Regions from separate parts of the Homo sapiens genome. Here region 2 is linked to region 1. A link is an interaction called in ENCODE POLR2A ChIA-PET data of the cell type or tissue named here. Cell type or tissue: OCI-LY7. All regions are shown on one strand. Links, peaks and the distances in the headings refer to the core of each region. The heading gives the core; the rest is flanking DNA.

Evidence for each region. Peaks named below come from ENCODE experiments on the same cell type or tissue, not always from the same donor. Only the 100,000 strongest peaks of a DNase experiment are listed, where the experiment ranks them.
Region 2: POLR2A ChIA-PET joins it to region 1 with 11 read pairs; 25 of 35 experiments call an interaction of 5 or more read pairs at or near these places.

Annotation. Positions count from the first base shown.
Region 1 is chr2:200,815,273-200,818,194 of GRCh38, forward strand. It overlaps BZW1 (basic leucine zipper and W2 domains 1), which reads left to right. Exons shown (of 12, transcript NM_001207067.2): 3 at 69-245; 4 at 395-489; 5 at 1,053-1,118; 6 at 1,834-1,969; 7 at 2,702-2,811. Among named protein-coding and RNA genes, the nearest start is that of BZW1-AS1, 4.6 kb to the left of the region's middle. In OCI-LY7, for the core only: no CTCF peak of the experiment used is centred there; no DNase peak of the experiment used is centred there.
Region 2 is chr2:200,869,554-200,872,475 of GRCh38, forward strand. PPIL3 (peptidylprolyl isomerase like 3) reads right to left here. Exons shown (of 7, transcript NM_130906.3): 7 at 1,354-1,968. The coding sequence ends at 1,842. Among named protein-coding and RNA genes, the nearest start is that of CLK1, 6.4 kb to the left of the region's middle. In OCI-LY7, for the core only: no CTCF peak of the experiment used is centred there; no DNase peak of the experiment used is centred there; H3K27ac peaks cover 408 bases.

The DNA.
Region 1 (2,922 bases), core at 299-2,798:
GGTGATAGTTTTGTGGCATTTTGGTAAATCTTTTAAAACTAAATGTTTTGGGTCCCTTGTCCCCCCAGATGAAAAAGAGAGGTTTGACCCTACTCAGTTTCAAGACTGTATTATTCAAGGCTTAACTGAAACCGGTACTGATTTGGAAGCAGTAGCTAAGTTTCTTGATGCTTCTGGAGCAAAACTTGATTACCGTCGATATGCAGAAACACTCTTTGACATTCTGGTGGCTGGTGGAATGCTGGGTAAGTGTCTGTGGTTTGTGGGCTTAATAATTTAGAAAGGTATAATATATGGAGATTATGGAGAGTCTAGAATATGAACTATTTGGCAAACTTGTTAAAATGGAGTGATTTTTTTGGTTTTGTTGTATTTTGGTTTTATCCAACTTTAGCCCCAGGTGGTACACTGGCAGATGACATGATGCGTACAGATGTCTGCGTGTTTGCAGCCCAAGAAGATCTAGAGACCATGCAAGCATTTGCTCAGGTAAATGAAACTTTACATAATTGTTTTCAGTTGGCTACTATCCATGTGGTATATTTGAGGAATATTCTACTTTTAAGAGTTGTGGTTAGAAAGTTGAAGGAATTTGATTTTAAATTTTAGGGATACTGTTCTTGGTGCAACGGGATGAATTAGAAACTTAAGGTGTGTTAAGGCGAACAAAATAGGGAAAAATGAAATTAACTCTTCTGTTCCTATTTGTCCTGAAATTACTCAATTTTTAAGAAAAATGTCAAGCTGGAAAAGTCAGTTTCGTATTGTGATTTCTCTAGTTTATCTGCATACATTTATTTTTAAAGTTAAATGAGTTGTGAGCTGATTAGCTTGTTAATCAAGATCTCATTGGAAAGTTTCATACGTAGTTATGTTTGTGTTACTGTAAGCAAAGAATTAAAGTACATCTAACCTGGACATTCTTATGTGTCACTAGGAATTCTTCTCAAGCTGGTTTAAGCAGCTCATAAACTTACATCGAGTGAAAGGTTTACTACTTTGCTATTCTAGAAATATATGAAGTTACTGAATTCATTTAATGTTCTTCATAGGTTTTTAACAAGTTAATCAGGCGCTACAAATACCTGGAGAAAGGTTTTGAAGATGAAGTAAAAAAGGTATGAGTAATAATGTACTTTGTGGAAAAGAAAAAAATAGGGTTAGAAAGAGGAATGTTAAATCCTAATTCCGCCACAGATTTGGAGTAATTTTGCTTGTTTGTTTGGGTTGTTTTTTGAGACAGAGCCTCACTCTGTGTCCCAGGCTGGGGGTGCAGTGGCTCAGTCTCAGCTCACTGCAGCCTTTGCCTCCCGGGTTCAAGCGATTCTCGTGCCTCAGCCTCCCGAGTAGCTGGGATTACAGGCATGTGCCACCATGCCCAGCTAATTTTCTGTTTTTAGTAGAGACAGGGTTTCACCATGTTGGCTAGGCTGGCCTTGAACTCCTGGCCTCAAGTGATCTGCCCTCGGCCTCCCAAAGTGCTGGGGTTATAGGTGTGAGCCAACACGCCTGGCCCAATATTGCATATAGATGCCCAGAAAACTTGATATGTTTATCAAGCACCAGGCACTGTTCTAATGATACTAATTCACTCAATGTTTATAAAAACCCTGTGAGGCAAGTTTTATTATCCACATTTTACATGTGAGGTGCAGAGGTTAAGTAACTTGCCCGAGATCATTCAGCTAATGAGTATTGTAACTTAGATGTAAACTTGGATGGTTAGATCCCAGAGCCCACGTATTGAACAGGTAGCCAGTATAACATGCTTTACTGCTTCTCTTATTGTAATGCAGTTGCTGTTTTAACCCTTAATTGTTTTACTTTTTACAGCTGCTGCTGTTCTTGAAGGGTTTTTCAGAGTCGGAGAGGAACAAGCTAGCTATGTTGACTGGTGTTCTTCTGGCTAATGGAACACTTAATGCATCCATTCTTAATAGCCTTTATAATGAAAATTTGGTTAAAGAAGGTAATCAGCCTTAAAGGATGGTCTTCAGTTGACTCAGAGTGGGGTGGATAAGAGCATGGTTTACTGTTCATAGATGTGACTTCTGTGAAAGTCTTCGTTTATTAACCAGCCTTAAATTTAATAAGTTCAGTCTAATTCACTAGACATTTAATGAATACCTTTGGCATCCAGGTTTAATGGCTTTCTTTAGGCATACAACAGATACCCAGATTTAGACAAAATGTTGTTATATGTAATAAAAATAAAATGAGAAATGCTGTGGGAACCCCAGAAGAGATTAATACCAATTGGGAGACTTGGAGAAGATGACGTTTGGGGAAAATGTCAAGCTGGAAGGGAAAATCAGTTCCCTGTTTGGCTCCAATTGTCGGATTATTCTCTACAGTAATTTTTTTGAAGCTTTTTTTTTTTTAAAAAACTGCTTGCAGTAGTGAGTATTTAAGTTACCTTACTGTAATTCTCACAACAGTCTTGTCAAGTGTAGAGACTGTTGCCCTCAATTTATACTTTGGAAAACACTTTAAGTAACTTGGCCAAGAATATACAATTTGCAAGTGGTAGACTAGGGAGATTGGAGAAGTGATAAACTGTGGCCCAGGAAAGTTCAGGGTTAAGTTTGTGAGGAAAGTCAGTAATCCCATGTGATTGAACTATGAAGGGAAGGATATAGGGGGACACAGTGATTGAAACCAGGGAAGGTACTTCTGTTAATTAAGCTATTTTCTTTTACAGGAGTTTCAGCAGCTTTTGCTGTGAAGCTCTTTAAATCATGGATAAATGAAAAAGATATCAATGCAGTAGCTGCAAGTCTTCGGAAAGTCAGCATGGATAACAGACTGATGGTTGGTAACTTTTTTTCATTCTTCCCATTCTTGCCAAGGATGTAAATGAGAGAAATTTCTCATTTTTAAGACTGTGAAAAGAAAGTGTTTTTCTTAATCTGATTTAAAGAA
Region 2 (2,922 bases), core at 221-2,720, 54 kb after region 1:
GGCAGGGGCAAGGGCTGAAAAGCTTCCTTTTGGGCACTATGTTCACTGTCTGGGTGACAGGATCAGTAGAAGCCCAAACCTCAGCACCATGCATTATACACTTGTAACAAACCTGCACATGTACCTGCTGAATCTAAAATTAAAAAAAAAAAAGATATGCCTTAAAAAATGTCCATGAGCAGGCCGGGTGTGGTGGCTCACGCCTGTAATCCCAGCACTTTGGGCGGCCAAGGTGGACGGATCACCTGAGGTCAGGAGCTCACGACCAGCCTGGCCAACATGGTGAAACCCTGTCTCTACTAAAAACACAAAAAAACAATAGCTAGGCATGGTGGCAGATGCCTGTAATCCCAGCTACTCGGGAGGCTGAGGCAGGAGAATCACTTGAGCCCGGGAGGCGGAGGTTGCAGTGAGACGAGATTGTGCCATTGCACTCCAGCCTGAGTGACAAGAGTGAGACTATGTCTCAAAAAAAAAAAAAAAAGTCCATGAGCAAATCAGTTGGGAAATGTTGAGTGTTTACTGTATTCCAAGACATCTTTTTTTTTTTTTTTTTTTTGAGATGGAGTCTCCCACTGTCACCCAGGCTGGAGTGCAATGGCTCGATCTTGGCTCACTACAACCTCTGCCTCCCGGGTTCAAGTGATTCTCCTGCCTCAGCCTCCCAAGTAGCTGGGACTACAGGCACCCGCCACCATGCCCAGCTAATTTTTTATATTTTTAGTAGAGACAGGGTTTCACCATGTTAGCCAGGATGGTCTTGATCTCCTGATCTCGTGATCTGCCCATCTTGGCCTCCCAAAGTGCTGGGATTATAGGCGTCAGCCACCACACTCGGCCTCCAGGACCTCTGAGAGCCTTTACTGTAAACCTAAAGATCACACCTGTAATCCCAGCACTTTGGGAGGCCGAGGTGGGCAGATCATGAGGTCAAAAGATCAAGACCATCCTGGCCAACATGGTCTCTGTAAACCCCGTCTCTACTGAAAAAAAAAATACAAAAAGTAGCTGGGCATGGTGGTGTGCACCTGTAGTCCCAGCTACTTGGGAGGCTGAGGCAGGAGAATCACTTGAACCTGGGAGGCAGGGGTTGCAGTGACCCGCTGCACTCCAGCCCGGGTAAAAGAGCAAGACTCCGTCTCAAAAAGAAAAAAAAAAAAATCAGAGAAAATAGCAAATGGATTGGCTGGCCTTTCCAGACTAACTTTTTATCCTGTCCCTCCTCTTTCTAACTGTATAAAGTGAATAATTAATGGTAGAGCTCTTACCGTTAGTATCAGTTTCAGGAATACCCAAATTTTCAGATTTGGGGATACTTGCATATACATAATAAGATATCTTGGAGATGAGACCCAAATTTAAACATGAAGTTCATTTACGTTTCATATATACCTTATACACATAGCCTGAAGGTAATTTTACACAATATTTTAATTAATTTGTCCTACGATTTAATTCTTTAAAACTTTTTAAATTTTATTATAAAATAACACTTCCAGGATACGGACTTGCTGTGGGAGGAATATGTAATCAGGCCACTCAAAAATGCCTGCACTTGAGGCTGAGCATTTAAAAATGAATGTTCATATGTAACAAAAATTAAATGATGTATTTTTTGTATTAAAATTAAAGAAATATGTTGGATAATCATTATAATAAAGAATATGCTCTAAGAATGGGGATAAAAGCTGTTGGGCGCCCCTTGGTACCACCATTTCATAGAAGATCATAGTTGTAAACAAGCAGAAGGATGATGCAATCTCTGACATAATTAAAACCGGGTAAACCACAATAAGTGTGTTCCAGCAATTTGTCAAGTTATTTGTCCAGGTCTATCATAGCTACTGAGCAAATGGGTTGGCATGAATAGTTATGTCCTTAATGTGTACATCATTAAGAGGTCGGTATGTCTTCTCATTTACTGGCAACTTCTCCAACTCATCTAGAGTTTCCAGACCATCTATTACCCTGAAAGAGAAACAACATAACATATGAAAATTTCCTTAAATTGAAACATGATATCCATATCTATGACAATTACAGTCTCCTTAAAAAATAATCAAGTCTTACAGATCTCTGAGTTCTCTAGTTGAATGTACAACAAAATGTTGATTTTCCATCATAGATATGGATCAAAATTCAGAAATAATTTACTTTTATGCCCTTAGTCAACAATACAAAGGGTAGGAATATTTCCACCATAGTACCTAAAATTATATTCTACCCCATTCATACAGTGACAGAGAACAGCTACAAATGGGACTAATATAACCAGTTAAAGGGAAAACAAACTGTTTTTCTACACTTTCATACTTCCAACACCAAATGTGTGGGTTTTCCCAGTTCTCCAATTCTCTGGGTATCCCACAACTTGATTATTTTTTCAAAATTTTATTTAATTTTTTAAAGACAGGATCTCACTGGGACTACAAATGCATGCCCCCACACCTGGCCCTATAATTTAATTGTGACACTAACTACAAGGAGTGAACAGAGACCCCGGTTAATCCCACAAGACAGCCCCTACCACTTCGGATGCCAGTTCCAAGTCCCGATTGTGATCTGTACTATCTGACTAACCATGATATAATTTGGGATTTTTCATGCCCCCCAGCTCTGTTCAATAATTTTCAAAAATGGCTCATAGAACTTAGGAAAGCACTTTATTTATTACTATGGGCTATTATAAAGGTTACAACTCAGGAACAACCAAATGGAGGAGATGCATAGGGCAAAGTCTGAGAGAGGGGCACAGCGCTTCCATGCTCTTCTCGGGGTGTGTTACCCTCTTAGTATCTACTTGTGTTCACCAACCTGGAAGCTCTCAAACCCTGTTTAGGGTTTTTACGGAGGGCACATTAGGTAGGCACGATTAATTAAATCACTGGCCACTAGTGACTGGAACTCAATCTCCAGCCCTTC